Regions from separate parts of the Homo sapiens genome. Here region 1 is linked to region 2. Evidence: chromatin loops called from intact Hi-C (ENCODE). Cell type or tissue: breast epithelium. All regions are shown on one strand. Links, peaks and the distances in the headings refer to the core of each region. The heading gives the core; the rest is flanking DNA. Region 1 has its middle 21 kb from the start of GYS2. Region 2 overlaps KCNJ8-AS1 (KCNJ8 antisense RNA 1).

Region 1 (15,999 bases), core at 6,247-14,246, 60 kb before region 2:
ATTTAGTCCTCACAACAATCCTGGGAGGAAAGTACCACTATTATGTCCATTTTACAGATGATAAAACCAAGGCAAAGGTTAATGGACAGGTTCAAAGTCACACAGCTAACAAGGGTCAGGGCCATGACTTATATCAGAGGGTCTGGCTCTAGAAGCTGCACTCCTAACTGCTGTGGCCTAACCACAATGTTTACACTTAGGTCTTATTAATTTAGCTCCATAAATATCTCCAGAATTTTCCTGTTTCTCTACTTCTCTGCTACCACCACCCTAGTCTACATTACAATCACCTCTTGCCTGAGCTGGATAATGGTTTCCATGGATCCACTCTTGCCACTTGACAAATAAAGTGCTTTTTGAAAAATGCAAATCTGATCAAGTCATACTCAAACTCAGAATACCCAATTGCCTCCAAATTTTCTTAGGCTGGCTTACAAGATATTGCAGAATACAGTACCTGTTTATGTCTGCAGCTTCTTCTTCACTCTCCTTTTTTCTCCTCTGAGCCCCAACCACACTGTCTTTCTTTCAGTTTCTTGATTAGACCATAGACCTTTCCACCACAGAGCCTTTGCACATGCTGTGCATTCTGCTTTGAAAGCTCCTCCACTTTTTCACCTTCAGATCAAATGTAATGCTCCCAGTGGGAAGCCTTCCATGATTCCCCAAAATAGGGCAAGTTCATCTATTAAAGGTTCTTGTTAGCACCCTGCATTTTTCCCTCCTAAACTTAACACAGTTTGTAATCATGTATACCCTGCTGTGTGATAATTTCACCAGTGTCTTTTTCCCCACTGCTCTTCACGTCTCCTTGCCTTCCACTCTTTCACTGACACCTATCACATGTCCCAACACTCAATCAGAATTAATTACTAGATTCATGAATGAAAAAAATCTGTTTCTGGAAGTATAGGCAGAATTCTCCATACTTACGTACTTAAAAGCAGTATCAGGCAAATTTAAATGATTAAGCATGAGTAAAATGTTGAAATGTCACAGTTTAAAAAATAATGGAGTTTTCTTATAAGAGAAAAGAGAGAATATTTGGAAAGAATTAAGGAGGGAAAAGAGAAGAAGGAAAAGGACAATGCAGAGACACATTCAGTGCTTTGCATCCACCCCCTAGCATGTAAGACGGCTGAAAACATTTTGTCAGGACAATCTCTTCCTTCCAAGAGAAATCCCTTCCTTCTGGAGCTGATGCATTTCTATCTTGAGTCAAGCATCTCCATAGATAACAGTATCATTAGCAGTTAATTTTCAAGTTAAGGAATTGAGGAAGAGGAGAGACAAGATTAAGTGTTATAATGAAATCTATTTTTCAATTAATGTGTCTTGTTTAAGAGTTTACTAGGTCTAGGCCGGGTGCGGTGGCTCACGCCTGTAATCCCAGCACTTTGGAAGGCGGGCAGATCACGAGGTCAGGAGATAGAGACCATCCTGGCTAACACGGTGAAACCTCGTCTCTACTAAAACTACAAAAAATTAGCCAGGCGTGGTGGCAGGCGCCTGTAGTCCCAGCTACTCGGGAGGCTGAGGCAGGAGAATGGCGTGAACCACGGAGGCGGAGCTTGCAGTGAGCCGAGATCGCGCCACTGCACTCCAGCCTGGGCGACAGAGCGAGACTCCGTCTCAGAAAAAAAAAAGAGTTTATAGGTCGACCATTTTTCGGAAAGTTAATAATTCCGAAAAATCATGATTTTCAAGCAGTCTAATGTTGTTAGCATTCACTGCAGCTTTTGAGGTGCCAAAACAACTTTCGTTGCAGCACCACAACTTTGCCTCTGAAATAGACTCTGCGGAAGTAGGTCCTTGCCACCTGACCCAGCCTTATCATCTAACCCTCAGAACCAAAATGTTATGCTCCAGTGGCATCACAGCCCCCACACCATGCTGTGATTTGCTTCTCTTCCAGTGCTGATATTGTCCCCCACTCCTCTCTCATCCTCAATGACTCAATCAGGTGTCATCATGCCAAGGATTCTTAAGCTCCCACCCTCCTAGGTCGTGTTAGATATTTCTCCTTAATTCTCCTTGAATGCCCTATATATATTTATGACTACATTTGTCATACTTCATTTCATAGTAATTTTCTGTGTTTGCATCTGTTTCTCCTCTTTACACAGCCTGACTAAAGTGGAATTGTGTTGTTTTCATCTTTGAGCTCCAGACCCTAGCACACTGTTTGGCCATCAACACTCAATAAAAGTCTGCAGGTTTTGCTTGCTGCCGCTTTTGTGTAGTTTTATTTACTTAGAGTCCACCTTTTTTAGACATTATTTGAAACTATTTACAGCTATCCACAGGTTAGTGAGATGATAGCACAATTCTGAAGTAAGGTTAAAAAAAAAAAGGGATAAAACTTAACCAAGCATGAGGTTGAAGCTGAATATGAATTTAGCTAAAATTCCTTAAAAATCAGCCTCAAAATTTGCTCCTAATTTTCTATTAGTCCACATGAAACAAGATATTATTTATTTTATTCCAGTCTCAATGTTCACCAATAAAATCAGTTTCTTAGTAGATACTGCTTTTATCTGCTTAGTAGATACTGCTTTTTTAAACAGAATTTTGGGTGTCCAAATGCATTTTTATTACTAAAATTCAGATGATCTTACTATTTGTTACTCAGTTTGAGGCACCTGAGGAAAGTGTTTAAAAGTCATTTAATTTTATTTATTTTTTGAGACAGGGTCTTGTTCTGTTGCCCAGGCTTGAGTGCAGTGGTTCAACTGCAGCCTTGACCTCCCAGACTCAAGTGATTCTCCCGCCTCCACCTCCCAGGTAGCTGGGAATACAGGCACGTGCCACCATACCTAGCTAATTTTTGTATTTTTTGTAGAGACAGGGTTTCACCATGTTGCCGAGGATGGTCTTGAACTCCTGAGCTCAAGCAATTCACCTGCCTTGGCCTCCCAAAGTGCTGGGATTACAGGTGTGTGCACCACGCCTGGCCTAAAAGCCATTTAATTTTAAGGTGATATATAAATACACTATTTTTTAAATTATACTTTAAGTTCTAGGGTACATGTGCACAATGTGCAGGTTTGTTAAATATGTATACATGTGCTATGTTGGTTTGCTGCACCCGTTAACTCATCATTTACATTAGGTATTTCTCCTAATGCTATACCTCCCCCATCCCTCAACCCCATGACAGGCCCCAGCGTGTGATGTTCCCCACCCTGTGTCCAAGTGTTGTCATTGTTCAATTCCCACCTATAAGTGAGAATATGTGGTGTTTGGTTTTCCGTCCTTGCAATATTTTGCTCCGAATGATGGTTTCCAGCTTATCCATGTCGCTACAAAGGACATGAACTCATCCTTTTTTATGGCTGCAGAGTAGTCCATAATGTATATGTGCCACATTTTCTTAATCCAGTCTATCACTGATGGACATTTGGGTTAGTTCTAAGTCTTTGCTATTGTGAGCAGTGCCGCAATAAACATACATATGCATGTGTCTTTATAGTAGCATGATTTATAATCCTTTGGGTATATACCCAGTAAAGGGATCGCTGGATCAAATGGTATTTCTAGTTCTAGATCCTTGAGGAATTGCCACACTGTCTTCCACAATGGTTGAACTAGTTTGCACTCCCAACAACAGTGTAAGAGTGTTCCTATTTCTCCACATCCTCTCCAGCACCTGTTGTTTCCTGACTTTTTAATGATTGCCATTCTAACTGGTGTGAGATGATATCTCATTGTGGTTTTGCATTTCTCTGATGACCAGTGATGATGATCATTTTTTCATGCGTCTGTTGGCTGCATAATTGTCTTCTTTTGAGAAGTGTCTGTTCATACCCTTTGCCCACTTTTGACAGAGTTGTTTTTTTGTTTTTTGTTTGTTTGTTTGTTTTTTTGTAAATTTGTTTAAGTTCTTTGTAGATTCTGGATATTAGCCCTTTGTCAGATGGGTAGATTGCAAAAATTTTCTCCCATTCTGTAGGTTGCCTGTTCACTCTTATGGTAGTTTCTTTTGCTGGGCAGAAGTTCTTTAGTTTAATTAGATCCCATTTGTCTATTTTGGCTTTTGTTGCCATTGCTTTTGGTGTTTTACTCATGAAGTCCTTGCCCATGCCTATGTCCTGAATGGTATTGCCTAGGTTTTCTTCTAGGGTTTTTATGGTTTTAGGTCTAACATGTAAGTCTTTAATCCATCTTGAATTAATTTTTGTCTAAGATGTAAGGAAGGGATCCCGTTTCAGCTTTCTGCATATGGCTAGCCAGTTTTCCCAGCACCATTTTTTTTTTTTTTTTTTTTTTTTTTTTGAGACGGAGTCTCGCTCTGTCACCCAGGCTGGAGTGCAGTGGCGGGATCTCGGCTCACTGCAAGCTCCGCCTCCCGGGTTCACGCCATTCTCCTGCCTCAGCCTCCCAAGTAGCTGGGACTACAGGCGCCCGCCACTACGCCCGGCTAATTTTTTGTATTTTTAGTAGAGACGGGGTTTCACCGTTTTAGCCGGGATGGTCTCGATCTCCTGACCTCGTGATCCGCCCGCCTCGGCCTCCCAAAGTGCTGGGATTACAGGCGTGAGCCACCGCGCCCGGCCCCCAGCACCATTTATTAAATAGGGAATCCTTTCCCCGTTTCTTGTTTTTGTCAGGTTTGTCAAAGATCAGATAGTTGTAGATGTGTGGTGTTATTTCTGAGGCCTCTGTTTTGTTCCATTGGTCTATATCTCTGTTCTGGTACCAGTCCCATGCTGTTTGGTTACTGCAGACTTGTAGTATAGTTTGAAGGCAGGTAGCGTGATGCCTCCAGCTTTGTTCTTTTTGCTTAGGATTGTCTTGGCAATGCAGGCCCTTTTTTGGTTCCGTATGAACTTTAAAGCAGTTTTTTCCAATTCTGTGCAGAAAATCATTGGTAGCTTGATGGGGATGGCATTGAATCTATAAATTACCTTGGGCAGTATGGCCATTTTCATGATATTGATTCTTCCTACCCATGAGCATGGAATGTTCTTCCATTGTTTGTGTCCTCTTTTATTTCATTGAGCAGTGGTTTGTAGTTCTCCTTGAAGAGGTCCTTCACATCCTTGTAAGTTGGATTCCTAGGTATTTTATTCTCTTTGTAGCAATTGTGAATGGGAGTTCACTCATGATTTGGCTCTCTGTTTGTCTGTTATTGGTGTATAAGAATGCTTGTGATTTTTGCACATTGATTTTGTATCCTGAGACTTTGCTGAAGTTGCTTATCAGCTTAAGGAGATTTGGGGCTGAGACAATGGAGTTTTCTAAATATACAATCCTGTCATCTGCAAACAGGAACAATTTGACTTCCTCTTTTCCTGATTGAATACACTTTATTTCTTTCTCTTCCCTGATTGCCCCGGCCAGAACTTCCAACACTATGTTGAATAGTGGTGAGAGAGGGCATCCCTGTCTTGTGCCAGTTTTCAAAGGAATGCTTCCAGTTTTTGCCCATTCAGTATGATACTGGCTGTGGGTTTGTCACAAATAGCTCTTATTATTTTGAGATACATTCTGTCACTACCTGGTTTATTGAGTTTTTAGTATGAAGGGCTGTTGAATTTTGGTGAAGGCCTTTTCTGCATCTATTCAATCATGTGGTTTTTGTCTTTGGTTCTGTTTATGTGATGGACTACGTTTATTGATTTGTGTATGTTGAACTAGCCTCGCATCCCAGGGATGAAGCCAACTTGATCTTGATGGATAAGCTTTTTGATATGCTGCTGGATTCAGTTTGCCAGTATTTTATTGAGGATTTTTGCATCGATGTTCATCAGGGATGTTGGTCTAAAACACTCTCTCTCTTTTTTTTGTTGTGTCGCTGCCAGGCTTTGGTATCAGGATGATGCTGGCCTCATAAAATGAATTAGAGAGGATTCCCTCTTTTTCTATTGATTGGAATAGTTTCAGAAGGAATGGTACCAGCTCCTCCTTGTACCTCTGGCAGAATTCGGCTGTGAATCCGTCTGGTCCTGGACTTTTTTTGGTTGGTAGGCTGTTAATTATTGCCTCAATTTCAGAGCCTGTTATTGTTCTATTCAGCGATTCAACTTCTTCCTGGTTTAGTCTTGGGAGGCTGTATGTGTCCAGGAATTTATTCATTTCTTCTGGATTTTCGAGTTTATATGCATAGAGGTGTTTATAGTATTCTCTGATGGTAGTGTGTATTTCTGTGGGATCGGTGGTGATATCCCCTGTATCATTTTTTATTGCGTCTATTTGAGTCTTCTCTCTTTTCTTCTTTATTAGTCTTGCTAGCAGTCTATCAATTTTGTTCATTTTTTCAAAAAACCAGCTCCTGGATTCATTGATTTTTTCAAGGGTTTTTATGTCTCTGTATCTTTCAGTTCTGCTCTGATCTTAGTTATTTCTTGCCTTCTGCTAGCTTTTGAATGTGTTTGCTCTTGCTTCTCTAGTTCTTTCAATTGTGATGTTAGGGTGTCAATTTTAGATCTTTCCTGCTTTCTCTTGTGGGCATTTAGTGCTATAAATTTCCCTCTACACACTGCTTTAAATGTGTCCCAGAGATTCTGGTACGTTGTGTCTTTGTTCTCATTGGTTTCAAAGAACATCTTTATTTCTGCCTTCATTTCATTATTTACCCAGTAGTCATTCAGGAGCAGGTTGTTCAGTTTCCATGTAGTTGTGTGGTTTTGAGTGAGTTTCTTAATCCTGAGTTCTAATTTGGTTGCACTGTGGTCTGAGAGACAGTTTGTTACAATTTCTGTTCATTTACATTTGCTGAGGAGAGCTTTACTTCCAAATATGTGGTCAATTTTGGAATAAGTGTGATGTGGTGCTAAGAAGAATGTATATTCTGTTGATTTGGGGTGGAGAGTTCTGTAGATGTCTATTAGGTCTGCTTGGTGCAGAGCTGAGTTCAAGTCCTGGATATCTTTGTTAACCTTCTGTCTCGTTGATCTGTCTAATATTGACAGTGGGATGTTAAGGTCTCCCATTATTATTGTGTGGGAATCTAAGTCTCTTTTTAGGTCTCTAAGGACTTGCTTTATGAATCTGGATGCTCCTGTATTGGGTGCATACATATTTAGGATAGTTAGTCTTCTTGTTGAATTGATCCCTTTACCATTATGTAATGGCCTTCTTTGTCTCTTTTGATCTTTATTGGTTTAAAGTCTGTTTTATCAGAGACTAGGATTGCAACCTCTGCTTTTTTTTGCTTTCCATTTGCTTGGTACATCTTCCTCCATCCCTTTATTTTGAGCCTATGTGTGTCTCTGCGTGTGAGATGGGTCTCCTGAATACCACACACTGATGCGTCTTGACTCTTTATCCAATTTGCCAGTCTGTGTCTTCTAATTGGAGCATTTAGCCCATTTACATTTAAGGTTAATATTGTTATGTGTGAATTTGATCTTGTCATTATGATGTTAGCTGGTTATTTTGCCCATTAGTTGATGCAGTTTCTTCCTAGCATTGATGGTCTTTACAATTTGGCATGTTTTTGCAGTGGCTGGTATTGGTTGTTCCTTTCCATGTTTAATGATTCCTTCAGGAGCTGTTGTAAGGCAGGCCTGGTGGTGACAAAATCTCTCAGCATTTGTTTGCCTGTAAAGTATTTTATTTCTCCTTCACTTATGAAGCTTAGTTTGGCTGGATATGAAATTCTGGATTGAAAATTCTTTTCTTTAAGAATGTTGAATATGGGCCCCCGCTCTCTTCTGGCTTGTAGAGTTTCTGCCGAGAGATCCGCTGTTAGTCTGATGGGTTTCCCTTTGTGGGTAACCCGAACTTTCTCTCTGGTTACCCTTAACATTTTTTCCTTCATTTCAACTTTGGTGAATCTGATAATTATGTGTCTTGGGGATGCTCCTCTCGAGGAGTATCTTTGTGGTGCTCTCTGTATTTCCTGAATTTGAATGTCGGCCTGCCTTGCTATGTTGGGAAGTTCTCCTGGATAATATCCTAAAGAGTGTTTTCCAGCTTGGTTCCACTCTCCCCGTCACTTTCAGGTACACCAATCAAACATAGATTTGGTCTTGTCACATAGTCCCACATTTCTTGGAGGCTTTGTTTGTTTCTTTTTACTCTTTTTTCTCTAAACTGCTCTTCTCACTTCATTTCATTAATTTGATCTTCAATCACTGATACCCTTTCTTCCACTTGATCAAATCTGTTACCAAAGCTTGTGCATGCGTCACGTAGTTCTCTTGCCATGGTTTTCAGCTCCATCAAGTCATTTAAGGGCTTCTCTACACTGTTCATTCCAGGTAGCCTTTCGTCTAATCTTTTTTCAAGGTTTTTAGCTTCCTTGTGATGGGTTCAAACATTCTCCTTTAGCTCAGAGAAGTTTGTTATTACTGACTTTCTGAAGCCTACTTCTGTCAACTCATCAATGTCATTCTCTGTCCAGCTTTGTTCCTTTGCTGGCGAGGAGCTGTGAGCCTTTGGAGGAGAAGGGGTGCTCTGGTTTTTAGAATTTTCAGCTTTTCTGCTCTGGTTTCTCCCCATCTTTGTGGTTTTATCTACCTTTGGTCTTTGATGATGGTGACCTACAGATGGGGTTTTGGTGTGGATGTCCTTTTTGTTGATGCTATTCCTTTCTGTTTGTTAGTTTTCCTTCTAACAGTCAGGTCCCTCAGTTGCAGGTCTGTTGGAGTTTGCTGGAGATCCACTCCAGACCCTGTTTGTCTGGGTATCACCAGGGGGGGCTGTAGAACAGCAAATACTGCAGAACAGCAAATATTACTGACTGATCCTTCCTCTGAAAACTTCATCTCAGAGGGGCATCTAGCTGTATGAGGTGTCAGTTGGCCCCTACTGGGAGGTGTCTCCCAGTTATGCTACACAGGGGTCAGGGACTCACTTGAGGAGGCAGTCTGTCCGTTCTCAGAGCTCAAACACCATACTGGGAGAACCACTGCTCTCTTCAGAGCTGTCAGACAGGGATGTTTAAGTCTGCAGAAGTTTCTGCTGCCTTTTGTTCAGCTATGCCCTGACCCCAGTGGTGGAGTCTACAGAGGCAGGCAAGCCTCCTTGAGCTGCGGTGGGCTTCACCCAGTTCGAGCTTCCTGGCTGCTTTGTTTACCTACCCAAGCCTCAGCAATGGCGGATGCCCCTCCCCCAGGAGGCTTGCTGCCTCGCCGTTGGATCTTGAACTAACAGTGAGCAAGGCTCTGTGAGCATGGGACCCGCTGAGCCAGGCATGGGATATAATCTCCTGGTGTGCCATTTGCTAAGACCATTGGAAAAGCACAGTGTTTAGGGGGCTGTGTCCCAATTTTCCTGGTACAGTCTATCACGGCTTACCTAGGCTAGGGAAGGGAAATCCCCTGACCCCTTGCACTTCCCGGGTGAGGTGACACCCCGCCCTGCTTTGGCTCGCCCTTCTTTGGCCGCACTCACTGTCCAACCAGTCCCAGTGAGATGAACCAGGTACCTCAATTGGAAATGCAGAAATCACCCGTCTTCTGTGTAGATCCCCCTGGGAGCTGCAGACCGGAGCTGTTCCTATTTGGCCATCTTGGAACCAGAAATACACAATTGAGCTTACAACATACTCAAAATTAACATACAGTAAAAAAGTCTTCTTATATGTCTATATGGATATTACCTAAATATAATACTTAGGTTTAATATTGACTTTTTAATATCAAAATATGTTCTGTTAATATACAATTTATTAAAAGTCTGCTTGCGTCAAGCACGGTGCTAGCAACCTTCTCTCCCATCCCCACCACATACTAATATTAGGGATAGAAACAAAGTGTAATAAATTTTTAAATTTTAAGTAAGCAGCTGGCAATATCTCCTTGCAAAGCCCTTGGCTAATCTATATGTGTTATTTTTGTCACTGTTAAAAATATCCTGGGCACTGTTCTAAGAATTACGTAGCTGATTAGAAATGACCATTAAGTTTTCAGCATGACTTGAAAGCACCAGCTGCCTAGTGTCAGGTGAGAGTCACAATTTCCAGGTGGCCATGGAGTTTCTCACTGCTACAAGGGTATGCCCAGCAACCATCAATGTTTTGAGATGCGAGCAGCCAAATACAATGTCAATAGAACAAACAAGACATAGCTTGGGAAATGAATTTTCATCACCTTCTGATTGTTTATTTTTTCTTTCAGGAGAAAAAATTTCTGTATTATGCAACCCTTCTACACCTTAGGCTTTTCTACATTTATTAGAATGTTGCTTTTACCCCAAACTATATTCATCTCAGAATAATCTTATCACCTTTATGTTTGTTCTTCTCTGATCCCTAGTAATAAAATTTATTGGCTATTTAAAAATAGATTTAATTAAATCTATCTTCTAGGGATGCAAGATTTTGTTTTTCCTCCATATTACTCAGCTAAATTTATTGGTTTTGACATTGTGAAATCTGTCTTTTATTCTACGGGCATAGATAAATTAATATAGATCATTTAAAGAGAATGATGGCCCTTCCATCACTAACTTCTATGGGTTTCAAGTATATAGTTTAGAAATCAAGAAACCTATGTCTCAATGCTAGACTCAAATTATCCTGAAACACAATATCTAGTCAGAAAGAGCCTGTTCCAAGGGCTTTTAATGGGAAACAGAATTATTTACTACAACTAACACTTATTATGTGTTACACAATGAAAATGTCTTATATAGTGTAACATTTAATAGAATCTCAAACTTTCCAAAGGGAAAATTACTTGATCTTGAAGAAGCTTTGTGAACTCTAACTTGTACAAACAACAGTAAATAGATCTTATAATCTAATGACCTGATCAGCATGGGTTTCTTTACTTTGTGATCTAGTCAGGAACTTTGGGGGAAAAAAATCATCACCAGAACATTAAGAGTGCTTGTAAAGGACATTTCATAAAAGAATAAAGTTGTGGTTGTTATTTTTCCACAGTGTAGAAAGATGAAAAAAACAAAGAAACAAGGTGACAAAATTAATCTACCAGAATTTCTGAAGATTTCAAGGTCCTTGCTACAATTTTTGACTTTGAATGGAATTTCTGACATTTATTTTTATAAAAAGTTTAATGAACAATTTGTTCAGCGGATCCAAAAGCCATAAATTATAAAAAGTATATCCTAAAATGTTCTCTTGCATCTGCTTAGGTTTTACCATGCTTCCTCCCACCAACCACCACCCCCTTAACTCTAAAAAAGTCCCCAGACTTTTTTGCTGTCTTATCGTTTCTTGTTGTTTATACAATAAAATATAAAGTATATAATTTTTCTCCCTCCATTTTTCTGCATGCTGCTCTTTTCATGGGCCAATACATCTTTCTGTAATGATATGTGGAGAGCATGCTCATTCTTTTATACAATGGAGTAGCATGCTATTAAATGAATAAGTATACTTTTTAACAGTCTTCTGTGGATAGACATTTCCATTGTTTACTGTCTTTTGCTGTTGTAAGCAATGTGGTCTGACTAAAGTAGAACATACATCAAGTTGTTCTTGTGCTAGTGGTAGGATTAATTCTCAAAAATGGAATTTCTGAGTCAAAAGGCACGTACCTTTTCATTTTGATAGACGTGGCAAAATTCCCATCCATGAGGGTTAGACCAATTTATGCTCTTTCCAGAAATATATGAGTTCTATTACCCCACAATGGAGTGCATTATCAAACATATATATATTTTTCCTATTCTCTTTGGTGAAAAATGGTATATCAGTATATCCTTTTAATTTTCACTTCTTATAAATGGAGTTAAGGATTTTTCACATTTAAGAATCTTTTATATATTTAATAACAATTTGCTTCATATTCAATGAATGTCTATTTATCTCTCTGATTTTTTTTTTTTTCTGTGACATTTAAAAAATCAAGGCTGGGGCCAGGTGCGGTGGCTGATGCCTATAATCCCAGCACTTTGGGAGGCCGAGGTGGGCAGATCACTTGAGGCCAGGAGTTTGAGACCCACCTGGCCAACATGGTGAAACCCCATGTCTACTAAAAATACAGATATTAGCTGGGTGTGTTGGTACAGCTTGTAAGCCCAGCTACTCGGGAGGCTGAGACAGGAGAATTGCTTGAACCTGGGAGACAGAGGTTGCAGTGAGCTGAGATCATGACATTCATGGCACTCTAACCTGGGTGACAGAGTGAGACTCTGTCTCAAATAAATAAATAAATCAAGGCCAGTCACAGTGGCTCATGCCTATAATCCCAGCACTTTGGGAGACTGAGGAGGGAGGATGGCTTGAACCCAGGAGTTTGAGAGCAGCCTGGGCAACATAACAAGACCTTATCTCTACAAAAGTAAAATTAGCTGGGCATAGTGGCACACACCTGTGGTCCCAGCAACTTGGGAGGGTAAAGTGGGAGAATAACTTGAGCCCTGAAGTTGAGGCTTCAGTGCGTTATGAATCGAGCCACTGCACTCCAGCCTGGGTGACAGAGTGAAACTCTCTTCAGATTAAATAATAATAATGATAAATTTAAGAATTTAAGAATTCTTTATACAACAGGGAGGCTCACCTTAGCCTGAAATATAAGTTGATGTTTTTTCTCCAAGTTGTTGTCATCCGTTGACTTTGCTTGTGTTATGTTTTCAGGTAAGAAGTTCTCTTTTTCAGTGGTTAAATTGAACCAATCCTTTCTTTAATGGCTCTAGATATGGAGAAAAAAGCTCCTCATAACATCGAGGTAATGACAAAAATGTACATATTTTCTTTTAGAATTTATACAGGTTTTTTTCTGCATGTAAATCCTTGATCTATTTAGATTTGTCCTGGTTTAGGGTATGGATGTGTATATTACATTTTTTTCTAGTCATGAATTTGGGTTATTTATAATCATTTTCACTTAAATCCTGTCTTCTAAATTGTCTCCATGAAATATCTGTCAGTTCACAAAGACTGACTTTTCAGAAAACTTAGGCACTTTGAATTTTACTACCATATTGTTTTTATGATGATAACGTATGTGTGTAGGGCTTGACAACTTATAAAGACATTTTCTACATATTATCTCATTTATATCCTTACTTATTACATTTTAAAGTAAAGAATCTGACACTCTGATCACTTGGATTTGGAGAAAAAGAGCTATGACATTAGAAATGTAACATTTGAACACAAGTATAGCACTCTGCCTCCTATACTAGACGTATAAATGCCATGTTGGTACACATGTGTAGTAGGTCATTCTTGCATTGCTGTAAAGAAATACCTTTATATACATTATAAAGGTAATGTATAAAGAAAAGAGGTTTAATTGGCTCACAGTTCTGCAGGCTTTACAGGAAGCATGGTGTTGGCATCTGCTCAGCTTCTGGGGAGGCCTCAGGAAGCTTATAATCGTGTTGGAAGGCAATGAGGAAGGAGGCATGTCACATGGCCAGAGAAGGAGCAAGACAGAGACTGGCAGGGGGAAGTGCCACACACTTTCAAATCGCCAGATCTCATATGAACTCAGAGTGAAAGCTCACTTATCACCAAGGGGATGGCCCAAGCTATTCATAAGGGATCTGACCCTGTGATCCAATCACCTCCCAGCAGGCCCCACCTCTAACATTAGAGATTATATTTCAGCATTAGATTTGGGTGGAGATGAATATCCAAATTATAGTGACATTAATATGTTTTGTTGCTGTGAAGACCTGGACTATGTCTGCTGTCTTCCCACCATAACAACTAGAAGAGTTACTTATACCAAACAGATATTCAATAAGCATTTGTTTACTGGCTAATTTAATGTGTTATGGCTTCCTCTAATAATTGTCTGCTTAATTTTACTCATAGAGACCTCTTTGTTCCAAAATGGGATAAGAATTCCTGCTTTCTATTCATCTCTCAGTTTTCTAATGCAATGACTAGTATTTCTATGTGGGAGCTCCAATAATAACAGGAATCAGGTTGAGCCAGATACTAGAATGGAAAAGATAGAGATTTTCCCTTGAAAGGTCCACATTACACCTAAAAACACTTCACTGTGTCAGAACTCAGATACAACTGGAGGCGTTTATTATATAGCTGTTGGAAGACACTGATGCCAGGGAGTAAAACAGGTCGTAGAAAAGACTACTGATTTGGTGTCAGGATTTGAGAATTCCAGTTCCAGCTCAGCCATGAGAGATGACATCTATCTATCTATCTATCTATCTATCTATCTATCTATCTATCTGTCTTTAAAAATCACCCACTTCTATTTCCCCTTCAATGTCTGGAAATGCCTTTACTTTCTTGTGGGTTTCATCCCTTCCACCACTCTCAATTCATGGGCATTGGCTCCAGAAAAAACAAGTCATCTATCAATGAGAGCAATGCATTGCTCAGGCCATTGACATAGGTTCAATGATGTACATCTTATTCAGTCAGAGCCAGTAAGATGCAGTGAGATATTTTCTGGAGTTTCTAGGAAAGCAGAGGACAGTATTCTATTAGATCTGAACAAGAGAAGATACAATTCTGGAATTGCTATAGACAAGTTGCTACTATATAGAACCTGAGAATTAAATAAATGTACAGAGGAAAAAAGTTAGAGTTGGAGAAAAACTGCATACTTCTGATGACATCGATTGTTTTATCCTTGAATACGGTGTTGGTTAATGTCAGTTCCATTCCTAAGCTTTTCAGCTAGTTGCACCACTAAATTCCACCTTTCTTTGTTTTAGCCACTTTGCAGGAATACTCAGCAATAGATCCACAAAAGTACTTGGGTATCAATTTCTCTTCTGTAAAATAACTTGGACAAAAGTCACTTCCGCTTCTAAAATCATATGAGATCAAAGTACCTTCATGGATAAACTATCAGTGTCTGTCTCATTCAGTACATCGTTTTTGCATTTTGGATATTGACCCATGGAATATCTGGATCCATGTATTGACTAGCCAGGTGTTACTAGGCGTCTGCTCTATTCCTAAGGAATGTTATTAATTCCATTTTTCACGTTTCCCCAGACGGTAAGAAAATACAAGTGTTCCAACTGAATGTGTGAGGATTCAAGTCTTTTTTTTCTTGATTTTATAGCATCTTATTTTGTTATTTATCGTTCAAGTACATGCCCTCAATTAGATAAAAAGTTATCTAACAGGTACTGTGCCATATAGTTGGGAGTATATCATTTAGAATTAATTGGTTAGCTGAGACAGATACCTAAAATAACAGTGATAGCAGTTTATTTCCTCCTAATATAAAAAGCAATTAGGAGGCAGGCAGTCAATAGCTGGTACAGGCAGCTGCATGCAAACTGAAAGCCCAGCCTTCTTCCAGCTCTTGGCTCTGCCATCCCAAGGTTCTGCATTTCTGTCCATGGTCCAAGATAGCTGATACATTTGAGACTGTGGTCTTCCCATTATTTTGGCATTAAAATGTCTTTTCTTTTGTATGATAGTAGAAAATGGTAGTTTTTTCTCCATGTGCTTATTTGGCAAAATGAAAAGTTGGCAAAGTTGTGTTTGTGCTTCTTAACCTACACACGTCTATTCCCCCTTTTAAACAGTTTAAATAATTCTAAACTGATCCATGAAATTCAAGGTTGGAAACTATTGGCTTATTGCAAATTCAACATTCACGTAGAAACTGAAACAATGAAATAGAAGCATATATTAAATTAACCCTCCTCCTTACATCTAGACAGTAACTTTGGAAATATGATATAAAAAAGGAATTTAATAACTGTATCCATCTCCCATTCTGTAATATAGAAATAATAGCACCCTCATAATATGCTGGAGCATTAAAAAATTTCAATATTATTCTAAGAAGATACAAAAATTTGACAGTAAGTTTTTCTGCATTATAGTACACTGTGCTTAAGAGAAAGGATTTTTTTCCCCCCAAGACGGGGTCTCGCTCTGTTGCCAGGCTGGAGTGCAATGGTGCAATCTCAGCTCACTGCAACCTTTGTCTCCTGGGTTCGAGAGATTCTCCTTAGCCTCCCGAGTAGCTGGGACTACAGGGGCATGCCCCCACGCCCAGCTCATTTTTGTAATTCTATTAGAGATGGGGTTTCACATGTTGGCCAGGATGGTCTCGATCTCTTGACCTCTTGATCCACCCACCTCTGCCTCCCAAAGTGCTGGGATTACAGGCATGAGCCACTGCGCCCAGCAAAGAG
Region 2 (15,999 bases), core at 5,440-13,439:
CTTTCTTCCTAAACCACACTTAGTTTCTTTCAATGCTGTTTTTTTAAAGTCCTTTTAGTTTGTTTGAAAAATAAGTTACAGAACTATTTCTAACAGAAGATTGATTTTTTCTGCCTGTCACGATGTACCTACAAGGAAAGGGAAATGAGAATGTGTGTGAGACACAAACACATTATCTGAGCAATGATAAGCATAGTCATTTCCTAAATTAACTGACAGTTATGTTCTTCCTTTCCCCAGCTAGTTAATTATGTCAGAGCATTTCAAGTTTATTATGACTCTGGCAATGAAACTGACAGGAAGAAAATAATACAATGGATGAGTTTAATTCTGAGAGATACCATACAGAAAAGAAAACATAATGGACTTTGTCTTAATGAACTGACAACTTTCTCTTCTTTGGTAAAATCTTCCTTCTTGCTTACCTATACTTATGACACATGTTCAACTGAAAATTGCAAGATAAACATATACAACATGTACATTATGGGAAAATTGATTTTATACATTCCAAGAAAATACACAGTTGCAAAAGAAGAACACAGAAGCAGTCAAGGAATGATGCCTAGGGAATGTTTCGTAAAAAGTATTTTGAAGCAAGGTGTGTACATGGATTGAAAAAGAGTAAAGCAAGAAATTTTTTTAAATGGGAGAATGAGTGTAATGGATGGAAGTGGGAACAACAGTGATGATCACAGAAGGTATATGGTTTGCTAAACAGGACTGAGGGATGAGTGTTGCAGAGCAGAGAGAAATGCTGAATGTGGAATAGTTTGCAAGAGGTTTTAACTGTTAGGAAAATGTGGCAAACTGTTCTGTTTGTTTCTAGGCCAAGCATATAATGTAAGCCTTTTGAACGATTCCTGTGCATTGTCAACAGAGCCTGACCCTGTATTTCACATATTTTCTAGATATTTAAGAAACAATACAAAATAACAGCCATTTGAATACTGCTCTGAGGCTTAGGCCACAAAATTCCAGGGAAGGAACTGATATTTGGAACAACATCAAAGACCTTACACAATTTCCAAAGTAAGATTAACTAAATTTACTGTAATTTATTGAAACCACTGTTCCATATCTGCAAGTTAAAGTGAACCTCAAATTAAACAATTATAAGAAAAAGGTAATGTTTTAGCTCTTGAAACTTTCCAAGGACAATGAATAAAATAACTGGAAATTCAAGTTTGGGCCGAAGTTTAAAGACTTTTGTTTGGGCCGGGCGCGGTGGCTCACGCTTGTAATCCCAGCACTTTGGGAGGCGAGGCGGGCGGATCACGAGGTCAGGAGATCGAGACCATCCTGGCTAACACGGTGAAACCCCGTCTCTACTAAAAAAAATACAAAAAAATTAGCCGGGCGTGATGGTGGGCGCCTGTAGTCCTAGCTAGTCGGGAGGCTGAGGCAGGAGAATGGCGTGAACCCGGGAGGCGGAGCTTGCAGTGAGCTGAGATTGCGCCACTGCACTCCCGCCTGGGCCACAGAGCGAGACTCCGTCTCAAAAAAAAAAAAAAAAAGACTTTTGACACCCAATCTCTCTTTGCAGCAATAGCTGCCAAAGTTGTGACTACCAGTAATGTTCTTAAATACTGCCACCTGCTGGAAGTTCTCTAGAAATACTGTGCACAATGTTAAATGAGTGCTTCCAACATTTTCTATTTCAGTCCGAACGTATTCATCTCTATTCTTTCCGTGAAATCATTCACAGCTAGAGACAAAGGGAACTGGAAAATGTAGCAGCAGTGCTGAAAATTTGTATTTTTCTGTTAATTTATGATTTTTTATTGATTTTCATAAGCTTAAAATTGTTGTTTTGCTTATCTTCTCATTAGACGTCGAGTTACTAAGAAGATAAGTTTAAGACTGAGACATATAGTTCAACCAAGACTCCACTACTTGCTAACTTTGTAGTTTTAGGTAAATTGCTTAAACCTTCTAAGCCTCAGTTAACTCTTTTATAAACTGGAAAATTCTGAAGATTAGCGTTACTAAATGTAAAACACTAGTACCTAGTATGCATTTAATTACGGTTGTTTATGGAAACTATGATAATAAAGACAATAGTTTGGAGATTTGAAACGGCTCTTATTGGGGGAGGCATTTGGGATCTTAATCCAAGTCTTTTGTGTGGTGGTGGTGGTGGTATAGCTTCTGCAAGGCCAATGTGCAAGCTCTGATGCTCCCATTGTGGGAGCCTTGGTTAGGGATCACCAGGGAAAAAGTACTGAAGAGATAGCTATGAAGCAGTTATGATGTGCAAGAAGCATTTTGCTAGTACTCTTAGAGAACTTAGCATTGGCATCTTCCCTTGGAGCCACATACCCAGGAAACATTTGCTTAGGGCAAAATGAGGACTTTCCTTCACTCTATGCCCTGAGAGCACTCAACTTCCAACATGAGGGAAAATTGTGTTTTATGTTTCCTGTGTATGCAAGGAAATGATTAGGTGATATCTTTAAACACCAACTCCTATCCCTCCTCCCAATCTCAATGACAAAAAACAAACAAATCAGGCCAGGCATGGTCGGTGGTTCACACCTAAATCCCAGCACTTTGGGAGGCCAAGGTGGGCAAATCACTTGAAGTCAGGGGTTTAAGATCAACCTGGCCACCATGGTGAAACCCCTTCTCTACTAAAAATACAAAAATTAGCTGGGCATAGTGGCATACGTCTTTAGTCCCTGCTACTTGGGAGGCCTGAGGCAGGAGAATTGCTTGAACCTGGGAGGCAGAGGTTTCAGTGAGCCGAGATCATACCACTGCACTCCAGTCCGGACGACAGAGTGAAACCCCGTCTCAAAAAAAAAAAAAAAAAATTAGCCAGGTGTGGTGGCGGGTGCCTGTAATCCCAGCTACCTGGGAGGCTGAGACAGGAGAATCGCTTGAATTGGGGAGGCGGAGGTTGTAGTGAGTTGAGCCACTGTACTCCAGCCTGGGTGACAGAGTAAGTGAGACTTTATCTCAAAAAACAAAAATAATAAATAAATAAAAATGTTTATTCATGTTCCTTATATATGGCCTTTTGAGTTTCTACAAGGTGATATCTACTTTATCAACAAACTGAATGTCCTTTAAGCCCTTTGATTTCAGTTTTATAAGATAGTTGTCTTCAAGTTCTTGTTAGTTTTGCGCAATCTAGACCTCATACCACCTATGGTTAACTGACCAAAGGCACTATTTGTGAAGATCTGTCTGAAGCAGGTACAGGCACAAAAACAAGGCCAAAGCTGAGAGTAGAAAAAAATCACAATTCAACATTAAAGTGCTGGGGCATTTGAGGAACGAAAGTCTTTGTTGGCACATTGCTTTCACACTTACCTGGGATATTCTGCTCCCAGATATGTTCTGGGAACCTCAGGAGTATTTGACTAGCCTGACCCATGCTTGGTCATCAATTCTGGATGAAAAGTATCTACTCATAATCTGAGCATTTAATGGTTCTTGGATATTGTATCTTTTTTTGTTAAGTGGGGCTGTTTTTTCCTGTTTCTTTAATTTTGATACCAGTTTTCACAGACAAAAAGCTGCTCATTTTCTAGGAGCTAACTTACTTTTAATGGCTTAATTTATATTTATGGAATAAAGCAGACAACTGAACTTATTCTTTGATACTGTCATTTTTTTTTCATAATATAAATTGCCCTTCAGCCTAGACAAAACAGCTGAAGCCAATCTTGAGTTACCTATCTTGGGATTAAAGTGACTATAGTAGTGGTGGTAAAGCAGACAAGTTTCATCTAGCTCTTTTGTCCTGTTTTGAGTACTAAATTTTTGAAGGTTTTAGTTATTTTCATTGCCATATATCATAAATTCTGCAGAGTAAAGAATTCTGGCCATTGGAGAACATTGTTTTACATCCTTAATTACTGTACATTAATCTCTTATGGACTCAGTCAACTTTAAACTCTACTTCACAGGGATTGTTAGAAGAGGCAGCTAAGAAAGGTGAGCCTAGAAAAATCCTTTGTCTGGCCTCTCAGTAAATAGGTCTGGAGAACTGACTTACTGATAGAGAAAGAAGGGATACTCTACCTGTCCTCAGAATCCATTCCTCTTTTGCCCAGTAGTGTATTCTCTGTGTCTAGTACAGGGCTTGGAAAACAATGTATTTTCAAATAATGTGTTTGTTTGAATAAATGAGATGAATGGTATTAACAGCCCTCTGCCTTTTAAAAAGCAGCAAAATAGTGACCACCATTGATTTCTGAATCTCCAGATCTCATCACTGGAAAGTTCTCTGACCTATTTCTAGCAGAGAAAATGATTTTCTTGCTCATCATTTTTGGGAGTGCTCTTCTCTTGCCATGCCAGGCATATTCCTCTTCCCAATCAGTCAGAGATCACATGTGGAGCTATTCTTGGATTTTGAAACCATCGGCCCTTGCCAAGGTGTGTGGAATGGCTGCAAAATTATATAACTCTGTATGCATCCACCTTTCTGTTGCAATGTGCCCTTCGTCTCACTCTCTTTAAGGACGGATCTTTATGGCTGGCCCTGAACACAAAAGTAAAATTTGTTTTGTGTTCCTATAAATGAATCTTTGGGGATTAAAGAATCTAGTTTGCAGTCATTTTCTTCTCTGTTTCCTATTCTTATTTTTGTTTTGTTTTGTTGTTCTTTTGTACTTCACTTAAGTTCTCTTGATTCTTCACTCTTAAGTAACTCAGATGTCCCCACTTTTTTTTTTTTTTTTTTTTTTTTTTTTGAGATGCTCTGTCACCCAGGCTGGAGTGCAGTGGCACAATCTTGGCTCACTGCAACCACTGCCTGCTGGGTTCAAGCAATTCTCCTGCCTTAGCCTCCCAACTAGCTGGGACTACAGGCGTGTACCACAATGCCAGCCTAATTTTTTGTATTTTTAGTAGAGATGGGGTTTCACCATGCTGGCCAGGCTGGTTTTGAACTCCTGACTTCATGATCAGCCTGCCTTGGCCTCCCAAAGTGCTGGGATTACAGGCATAAGCCACTGCACCTGGCCCAGTGTCCCCACTTTTTAGTCTCTGTTTCTAAAGCCAGCCTCCCTCTTCAGTCTACTTCAGATCAGTTGCCTTGCAATAAGAACCATCAAGGAAGACAGTGCCTTTAGAAGACTTCTGAAATTGTATTGATAGCCATTTCATTCCATTCTTATTTCCACATCAAATTAAATAAGAAACAACTATTACTCCCCTATCATCTAGTGCACCTTAGCTCAAAGGCATCACAGAACCTACATTTGCTAAAAACTTCTAACTTGAGGCTTGCTAATGCTGGTCTCTGGGGTCACACAGATGATGCAAAACCCAGTCAGTCAGGATGGGATTGAGGAGATTATTCTCCATTGAAGTCCACCCAGGTGGTCAACTGCAGATTTAGGTTGGGTTTGGAGTGGAAGGTCTTCACAGAATGGAGTGCCTTAACAAGCTAAGGATATTAGAATTAATTGAAAAGTGGCAAATAATTACTGCCTCCTTTCACTTCTTGTATCTTTGTTTGATGTCTTTCAAAATTTTTGGAAAATTCTGTTATTATTTCTTTACATATTTCTCTAGACAAAGAGCTTGGCATATTCATAGAACAGAAAGGCTGTCAAAGTCACTGGTACAGAATGAGCAAGGGAAGAGTGATGAGATGAGGAGGGTGGGCATGGACCAGGTTATACAGGTCCTTGTAGGCTAATAGTAAAGATTTCAATGTTATTTGTCCTTTTTATTATGGAAATTTTCAAATGTACACCAAAATAGAGTTATGTAACTACTTCCAATATATACATCACCAGTTCCAGTTACCTTTTTCCTTTCTGCCTTTATTTACTTTCCTCCAACATACTAGGTCATTTAATAGCAAAATAAAGACATAGTTTTATTTGTAAATATGTTAGTATCATTGAAAGATAGGAATTCTTTTTTTTTTGACGGAGTCTCACTCTGTTTCCCAGTGCCCAGGCTGGAGTGCAGTGGAACCATCTTGCGGCTCACTGTAAACCCCACCTCTTGGGTTCAAACGAGTCTCCTGCCTCAGCTCCCAAGTAGCTGGGATTACAGGCATATACCACCACACCCGGTTAATTTTTGTATTTTCAGCAGAGATAGGGTTTCACCATGTTGCCCAGGCTGGTCTTGAACTCCTGAGCTCAAGCTGTCTGCCTGCCTCAGACTCCCAAAGTGCTGGGATTACAGGTGTGAGCCACCGCGCCTGACTAGGAATTCTTAATATAACTACAATTTCATTATTACACTTAGCATTAATATTGTTAAAATATTAACAATAATTTTTAAATATCATCAAGTATTGTCAGTGTTCAAATTTTCCCAGTTGTCTCGTAATTTATTTTCAGTGTGTTTTTGTTTTGCATCACATTAGAAATAAGCTTCATACAACATTGCCACTGGTTACTATGTTTCTCAAATATTTTTTAATCTATAGGGCTTCTCTCCATTACTTTTTTCCCACTCTTGCAATTTATTTGTTGTAGAAACTGAATTTTGCTGATTGCATCTCTATGGTGTCATTTTATATATTTCTGTAATTTCAGTAAATTGGTAGTTAGATTTAGAGTCGATTTGGAATAATAATAATAAGTTTATTATTATTATTTTGTCAAGCATACTTGATAGATTTTTTGCACTTCCATAGAAAGGTATATCTTGCCTGGTTAGTTTTCTTATTTGTGATTTTAGAAGCCCTTATTAATCATTACCTAAATCCATTAATTCATTATAGTTTACAAAAAAATTCTATCATTCCTTTCTGTTTTATTAGCTGGAATATTTCTGTATTTCTATACAGAGAAACCTATCCTCATTAGTCATTTAGTTACCTTAAAGTATAATTTATATAGAAAAAGCAGGATAAAATTTGATTTTTTTCCCTTTACGTACTCGTTTTCAAAATAATGACTTTGTTGCATATTATCCTCCAAAGTTGGCCAATGAGTTTGCTTGTTTGTTTGAATATTATTATAAACCATAGGTTTAATACATGTGATGTGATTGTATTTATTGTTCTATTGATGCTCTAATTGTCTAATTTCAGGGCAGTGGGAATCTCTTCAGGTTGGCCAGTGAGTCCTTTGGCATGATCTTGGCATTCCTTCTTTTCTGATTCAACAAGATAGTTCAAGTTTATTTTGTAAATTTCTTGCTCTAGCTTTGGAATCAGTCCTTTCTCCAGGAACCCCACTTTCCATATAGTGGAAAATCATCTTTAGAGACCACAACATGGGCACTAAAGTACTCATTACTACTAGGTTAGTAGTAGTTCTAGTACTACTCATTAGTTCTAGGCCTTTGCTGAGGACAGAGTTAAGGAACCCTTGAAATAATTTGTGTTTTAGGGTAAAATTCATCATAGGTTCACACCAGTATTTTCAATTAATATTCAGGAAGACAGAACTTTAATTTTACTTAATTAACCTTATGTTTGTAGCTACTTTTTCTCATGTTGAAATTCCTATTTGTTAATGACACAAATATATTTGCTTTATCCTATATGACACACTCAATGGTCTCAGAATGACAATATCACCACTACCATCAACAATAAGAATTACAGAGAATAGTTAATGTGTTTTTTCAGGTTTTATTTGTCTTTAGACTATTTGTCATTAAGGATGTTCAGAAAAGATTACTGTGTTCGAAAATTACTTGTACCTATTCATATAACTAATATATAATATTTATGTATGTATAAAACATTTAAAGCATTCACTGGCCAGGTGCGGTGGCTCACAGCTGTAATCCCAGCACTTTGGGAGGCTGAGTGGGGTGGATCACGAGGTCAAGAGATCAAGACCATCCTGGCCAACATGGTGAAACCCTGTCTCTACTAAAAATACAAAAATTAGCTGGGCATGGTGGCACGTGCCTGTAGTCCCAGCTACTCAGGAGGCTGAGGCAGGAGAATTGCCTGAACTTGGGAGGCGGAAGTTGCAGTGAGCCGAGATCGCGCCACTGCACTCCAGCTTGGTGACAGAGCAAGGCTCTGTCTCAAAAAAAAAAAAAAAAAAAACTTTGTAATTTAGCATTCCATTGATTTTTTAAAAATATATCTAGACACAAACACATACTCTGTTTTCAGATAATGGTAGCATAGTGTACAAGTTTTTCATTACTTTGTTTTTACTCCATAATATATCCTACGTAATTAATAGATTTATAGAGATATGGCTTATGCCTTTTTCACATCTTCAGAGTATTCCATTGTGTAAGGATACATTATTTAATCAGTCCAGTCCCCTCTTGATGGACATTTGACTCTTTCTAGTATTTTAATATTATAAATAATGATTCATTGAAGAATCTTGGAGAAGACCTAAGATAGTTGACTAGATGCAGCCAGGAAGAGCATCTCCCATAGAGGGACTACCAGCACACTCTGAGCAGATATTTGAAGGGAAGACATTAAGAGAGTGGAAGGAAGGAAGGAAGACGCAGACCCTGGGCTGAAGCGGGAGGAAGCTGGAAACCTTGCCCAGGGCAGTGAAACACCAAGGCTTGCTCCTGGCCCTCTGCAGTTCCTGGGGGAAGAGATAAGTTAAATAGGTAAGCAGTGGCCGACTCTTGCCATGGACCTCCAGACTCCTAGCTTCAGGAGACTCTTATGACCCCCACAGAAACTTGAGCTGATAGGAGAGCTACTTGGAGAGGTGGCAGGGACAGTATTCCAGCCTGTGCAGAGCCAAGGGGGGTTGGCATAGGAATAGAGGCAGTGGAGCACGGCCAGGGGCATTCATCCCCAAGGCTCACTACACTCCCCTAGGTGGCTTTGGCCTTTGTTTCCTGTCATACCTGGACAGAGTGGCACGGTTTTGCCCATGGGATGGGGCTAGTATGATCTGTGCACTCCCTTGCCTCCCAGTCTCTCCCAGCATGCCTGCCTGGCCGTGCCCATTTGCAGCACAGCCTTGGATGCCCAACTAGGGTGCTTCCTGGTGGCAGCTGCCATAGCTACTTCACCGGCAGACCCCACCTAACAATCAGGGAGCTTCAGCAGATGGGCCTTGCTGGTGCACACCCACCTACAACCTTCCCTCACCCCTTTGGCAGTGTGCACATGCACAGACTTCACTGCTCAGTTGTCACTGGCATGTGTGTGTGGACCTCCTGCTGCTGCCCCGCTCCCTCTGGCATGTGTGGACACTGCCTCATTGCAGCCACCTTTGTGAGCACTCATGAAAGGATGCTATCTCCCCACCCTTGTGAGCACATGTATACCCCATCATGCTGATGCTGCTGGCAGTGCATGCATACTCTGCTGCCACCACCCTGATGATGTGCTTTTGCTGGCACCCCCCATCAGAGTGTTGTCAGCAGACCAGAGCACTTCAGCCCGTCCTGCATAGCAGGTGCTTAACCTCAAGTGGACAGAGAACAAAGCTGTGGGCCTGCTACCAGCCCCCCAGGGTTAGCATGCAGCCCACAGTTGCTGAGCTGAGCGTTGGCCATCTGAAATCATTCAGAAATGAAGCCGGCTGACTGAACTCAACTTATACCGCAGTCAAAACTTCAAGGTCTTCAGAAAATATAAAAGCAAAAAGCTCCATCCAAAGTTTACCAACTTTAAAGGTTAAAGGAACATCAGCCTGCATAGATGAGAAAGAACCAGCACAAGAACTCTAGCAACTCAGAAAGCCAGAGTGTCTTCTTATCTCCAAATGATTACACTGGCTTCCCAGCAATGGTTCTTAACCAGACTGCCATGGCTGAAATGACAGAGATAGAATTCATAATCTGGATAGTAATGAAGATCATCTAGATTCAGGAAAAAGTTGAAACCCAACCCAAGAAATCTAAGGAATCCAATAAAATAACACAAGAATTGAAAGATGCAATAGCTATTTTAAGAAAGAAACTGATCTGCTAGAGCTGAAAAACACACTGTAAGAATGTCATAATACAATCATAAGTATTAACAACAGAATAGACCAAGCTAAGGAAAACAATCTTTTTTTTTTTTTTTTTGACAGAGTCTCGCTTTGTTACCCAGGCTGGAGTGCAGTGGCGCATCTCCGCTCACTGCAATCTCCACCTCCACAGTTCACGCCATTCTTCTGCCTCAGCCTCCCTTGTAGCTGGGACTACAGGCACCCACCACAACACCCAGCTAATTTTTTGTATTTTTTTTTAGTACAGACGGGGTTTCACCGTGTTAGCCAGGATGTTCTCGATCTCCTGACCTTGTGATCTGCCCGCCTCTGCCTCCCAAAGTGCTGGGATTACAGGCATGAACCATGAAGACTGGTTCTTCTAATCAACTTAGGCAAAAATAAATAAAAAAGAACAAAAAACAATAAAACCTCCAAGAAATATGGGATTATGTGAACAGACCAAGGCTATGACTCATTGGTGTCCTTGAAAGAGAGGGAAAGAGAGCAAACAACTTGGAAAACATATTTGAACATATTGTCCACAACATTTCCACAAAATGTCCCTAACCTCACTAGAGAGGTTGACATTCAATTTCAGGAAATTCAGAGAACCCCTGTGAGACACTATATACAAGATGACCATCCCCAAGACACATACATACTCATTAGATTCTCCAAGGTCAATGCAAAGGAAAAAATATTAAAGGCAGCTAGAGATAAGGGGCAGGTCACCTGCAAAGGCAACCCCATCCAGCTAACAGTGGACCTTTTAGCAGAAACCCACAAGCCAGAAGAGATTGGAGGCCTATATGCAGCATTCTTAAAGAAAAGAAATTCCAACCAAGAATTTTATATCCAGTCAAACTAAGCTTCGTAAGTGAAAGAAACAAAATCCTCTTCAGAAAAGCAAATGCTAAGGGAATTAATTACCACCAGACTTGCCTTACAAGAGGTCCTTAAAGGAATGCTAAACATGGAAACAAAAGACTGTTACTGGCCACCACAAAAACACACTTAAGTACATAGACCATTGACCCTATAAAGCAACCACACAAGCCTGCATAACAACTAGCTAACAACAGTATGATATGATCAAATCTGCTCATAACAATATTAACCTTGAATGGAAAATAAACACTCCACTTACAAAAACACAGAATGGCAAGTTGGGTAAAGAAGCAAGACTCATCTGTACACTGTCTTCAAGAGATCCATCTTACATGCAATGACACCCATAGGCTCAAAGTAAAGAGATGTAAAAAAATTTACCAAGCAAATGGAAAATGAAAAAGATCAGGGGTTGCTTTTCTAATTTCAGACAAAACAGACTTCAGACCAATAATCAAAAAAGAACCAAAGAGGGACATTGCATAATGATAAAGGTTCAATTTAACAAAAGACTTAACTATTCTAAATATATATGCACCAACGCAGGAGCACCCAGATTGATAAAACAAGTTCTTCAAGACCTACAAAGAGACTTAGATAACAACACAATAATAGCGGGAGACTTCAACACCCCACTGACAGTGTTAGACAGATCATCAAAGCAGAAAACTGACAAAGATATTCAGGACCTAAACACGATACTTTACCAGATGGGCCTAATGGGCATTTATAGAACATTCCACCCAGCAACAACTGAATATACATTCTTCTCATCTGCACATGGCACATGCTCTAAAATTAAGTATATGCTTAGCCATAAAACAATTCTTGACAAATTCAAAGAAACCAAAAACATATCAACCACACTCTTGAACCACAGCACAATAAAAATAAGAATCAATATTAAGAGGGTCTCTCAGAACTATACAATTATGTGGAGATTAAACAACCTACTCCTGAATGACTTGGATAAACAATGAAATTAAGGCAGAAATCAAGAAATTCTTTTAAACAGTGAAATTAAGGCAGAAATCAGATTCTTTAAAACGAATGAAAACAAACATACAACATACCAGAATATCTGGAACACAGCTAAAACAGTGCAAAAAGGGAAGTTTACAGTGCTAAATCACCACATCAAAAAGTTAGAAAGATCTCAAACTGACAACCTAACATCACACCAAGAAGAACTAGAAAAACAAGAGCAAACCAACCTCAAAGCTAGCAGAAAAAAACAAATACCCAAAATCTGAGCTGAACTGAATCAAACTGAGATGCAAAAAGCCATACAAGGCCAGGCATAGTGGTTCACATCTGTAACCCCTGCACTTTGTGAGGCAGAGGTGGGTGGATAACTTGAGCCCAGAAGTTTAAGACCTGTCTGGGCAACATGGAGAAACTCTGTTTCTACTAAAAATATAAAAATTAGCTGAGTGTGGTGGCACATGTCCATAGTCCCAGCTACTCAGGAGGGTGAGATGGGAGGATCGCTTGAGGCCAGTAGGTGGAGGATGCAGTGAGCCAAGATCATGCCACTGCACTCTAGCCTGGGTGACAGACTGAGATCTGTCTCAAAAAAAAAAAATCAATGAAACAAAAAATTGGTTCTTTGAAAGAATAATTAAGATTGATAAACCACTAGTTAGACTAATAAAGAAAAAAGAGACAATCCAAATAAACACAATCAAAAATGATTATCATTGACCCCACAGAAATGGAACACAGTATCATTCAGAGACTATTATGAACACCTCTGTGCAAACCAACTAGGAAACCTAGAAGAAATGAATACATTCCTGGAAATATACAACCTGGTAAAGATTGGACGAGGAAGAAATTGAAACTTTGAACAAAACAAAAATGAGTTCCAAAATTGAATCAGTAATAAAAGCCTACTAAGAAAAAGTCCTGAAGTAGATGGACTCACAGCTGTATTCTACCAGGTGTATAAAGAAGAGCTGGTACCAATCCTACTGAAACTGTTTTTAAAAATTGAGGATGACAAACTCCTCTCTAACTCATTCTATGAGGCTGGTATCATTCTGATAGCAAAACCTGCCAAACACCCAACAACCACAAAGTAAAACTTCAGGCCAATATCTCTGATTACCATAGGTGCAACAACCCTCAACAAAATACTAGAAAAGCAAATCCAGCAGCATATCAGAAAGCTAATCCACCATGATTAACTAGGCTTTATTGATGTGAAAGATTGGTTCAACACACACAAATCAATAAGTATGATTCATTATATGAAAATAACTAAAAGCAAAAACTACACAATCATCTCAATAGACACAAAAAGGCTTTCAATAAAATTCAACATCTCTTCATGTTAAAAATGCACAACAAACTAGGCGTTGAAGGAATGTACCTCAAAACAGTAAGAGCCATCTATGACAAACTCACAGTCAACATCATACTGAATGGGCAAAAGCTGGAAGTATTCCCCTTGAGAACCAGAGCAACCAGGGAAGAGAAAGAAATAAAAGGCATCCAAATAGGAAGAAAGGAGGTCAAACTATCTTTGCAGATGATATGATTCTATACCTAGAAAATCCCATAGTCTCTTCCCCAAAACTCCCAGATCTGATAAACAACTTCAGCAAAGTTTCAGGATACAAAATCAATGCACGAAAATCGCTAGCACTCCTATACGCCAGGAACATCCAAGCTGAGAGCCAAATAAAAAAACTTATTCCTATTCACAGTAGCCAAAAAAATAATAACATATATAGAAATACAGCTAACCAGGAAGGTGAACAATCTCTACAATGAGAATTAAAAAACACTGCTGGAAGAAATTAGGGGTGACACTAACAAATGGAAAAATATTCCATGTTCATGGATAGGAAGAATTAGTATTGTTAGATTGGCCACGCTGCCCAAAGCAATGTGCAGATTCAATGCTATTCTTATCAAACTACCTCAATGATATTTTTTCACAGAATTAGAAAAAAGTATTCTAAAATTCATGTAGAACCAAAAAAAAAAAAAAAAAAGCCTGAATAGCCATGGCAACCCTAAGCAAAAAAGCAAAGCTAGAGGCACTTTAATACCCAATTTCAAACTATACTACAAGGCTATTGTAGCCAAAACAGCATAGTGCTGGTACAAAAACAGACACATCGACTAAGGGAACAGGTTAGAGAACCCAGAAGTAAAACCACACATGTACAACTATCTGATCTTCAACAAAATTGACAAAAAACAAGCAATGGGGAAAGAACTCCTTATTTAATAAATGGGGCTGGGATAACTGGCTTGCCATATGCAGAAGATTTAAACTGGACCCCTTACTTTCACCATATACAAAAATCAACTCAAGATGAATTAAAGACTTCCATGTAAAACCCAAAACTATAAAAATTTTAGAAGAAACCCTAGGAAATCCCATTCTGGACATAGGCCCTGGCAAAGATTTCATGATGAAGACTTCAAAAGCAATTGCAGCAACAATAAAACTCGACAAATGGTACCTAATTAAACTAAAGAGCTTCTGCATAGTTGAAAGAAACTATTAACAGAGTAAACAGAAAACCTACATACATAATGGGGGAAAATATTTGCAAACTATGCACCCAACAAAGGTCTAATATACATAATCTATAAGGAACTTAGACAAATTAACAAGCAAAAACCAAACAACCCCATTAAAAAATGGACAAAGGATATGAAGACACTTCTCAAAAGAAGACATACATGTAGCCAACAAACACATGAAAAGAAGCTCAACATTACTAATCGTTAGAAAAACGCAAACCAAAACCATAATGAGATACTATCTCACACCAATCGGAATGGCTATTATTAAAAGGTCAAAAAATAACCGATGCATGTGAGGTTGTGGAGAAAAGGGAGCACTTACACACCGCTGGTAGGAATGTAAATTAGTTCATCCTCTGTGGAAGTCAGTTTGGAGATTTTTCACAGGACTTAAAACAGAACTACCATTCAACCCAGCAATCCCGTTACTAGGTATATACCCAAACTACCATAAAGACACATACACGCATGTGTTCATCGTAGCACTATTTACAATAGCAAAGATGTGAAACCAGCCTAAATGCCCATCAATGATGGACTGGATAGAGAAAATGTGGTATGTATATACCATGGAATACTATGTAGCCATAAAAAGAAGGAAATCATGCCCTTTACAGTAACACGATGGAGTTGGAGGCCATTATCCTAAGCAAATTAATGCAGGAGCAGAAAAGTAAATACTGCATATTCTCTCACCTGGGAGATAAACACTGAGTACACATGGACGCAAAGAAGAGAACCATAGACACCAAGACCTACTTGGTGGTGGAGGGTAGGAGGAGGGTGAGGACCAAAAAACTACCTATCAAGTCCTATGCTTATTATCTGGGTGACTAAGAAATCCCATGACACACAATTTAGCCATGTAACAAACCTGCACACGTACCCCCCCGAACCTAAAATAAAAGTTGCAAAGAAAAAAAAACCAGTATTAAGCAGGTATATTTCTGTTTTTACTAATGTATCTTTGGGTTGATTCCTAGAAGTAAGACAGCTGGATTAAGGGTCAGGATTTTGTATTGTTTTCTAATCTCAATGGGCAGTCTTGAGGTATGTAGCTTTTGCCATGGTCATAGTGAAACTGGAAAAGTTCCCTTGTCCCCTTCGCAGGGCATGCGAGAGAGGGAGTGGCTAGCTTCTTCAGTGTTTCGCTGCTCACATCTCTGGGGGAGCATACAGATGGGCAGGATGTGGGGCTTCGACCCCATGGCAGTGTCTAGGGGTGAATTTTTACAGCTCCTGAAGCCCCAGTGAGTGTGTGCTACTGGGGGCTCTTAGTTTTGCTGTCTATAGGCAGCTTGTGTTAATCAGCTCAATTAGACACTCTGCCTCGTGGCAAGGACAGAGGCCTTTCTGTATCCCGGGTTCTTGCCTTGGTGTGCCTGAAGAATCGGTTCACACGTGGGCTTGAAGAATGAGTGCAAGGTTTTACTGAGTGGAAGTAGCTCTCAGCAGATGAGGGAGCCAGAAGGAAGATGGTTTTCCTCTGGAGTTGGGCTGCTGGATGGCCTGGGCGCTCTCCTCCGACTGCCCCAGCCAAACTCCGTGTCAGTCTGCCAGTCGGTTGGTGGCTTGTTGGCCTGCTGGTGCTTGTCGGTGCGTTCCTCTCAATGTCCAGCCACCTGCGTGTTCCTCCAGTGATGTGCTCCTCTCGATGTCCAGCCGTTTGTGTGTCTGCCTGTTAGGGTGTTGGGGGTTTTCATAGGCATAGGATGGG

Evidence for each region. Hi-C counts contacts between places; a loop is a spot of excess contacts. Peaks named below come from ENCODE experiments on the same cell type or tissue, not always from the same donor. Only the 100,000 strongest peaks of a DNase experiment are listed, where the experiment ranks them.
Region 1: it touches region 2 in a loop (19-fold over the local background); 19 of 110 quality-filtered maps call a loop at or near these places.

Annotation. Positions count from the first base shown.
Region 1 is chr12:21,618,245-21,634,243 of GRCh38, forward strand. No RefSeq gene overlaps it. Among named protein-coding and RNA genes, the nearest start is that of GYS2, 21 kb to the left of the region's middle. In breast epithelium, for the core only: no CTCF peak of the experiment used is centred there; no DNase peak of the experiment used is centred there.
Region 2 is chr12:21,678,957-21,694,955 of GRCh38, forward strand. All of the region lies in intron 1 of KCNJ8-AS1 (KCNJ8 antisense RNA 1), which reads left to right. Among named protein-coding and RNA genes, the nearest start is that of KCNJ8-AS1, 25 kb to the left of the region's middle. In breast epithelium, for the core only: no CTCF peak of the experiment used is centred there; a DNase peak (open chromatin) is centred at 9,075.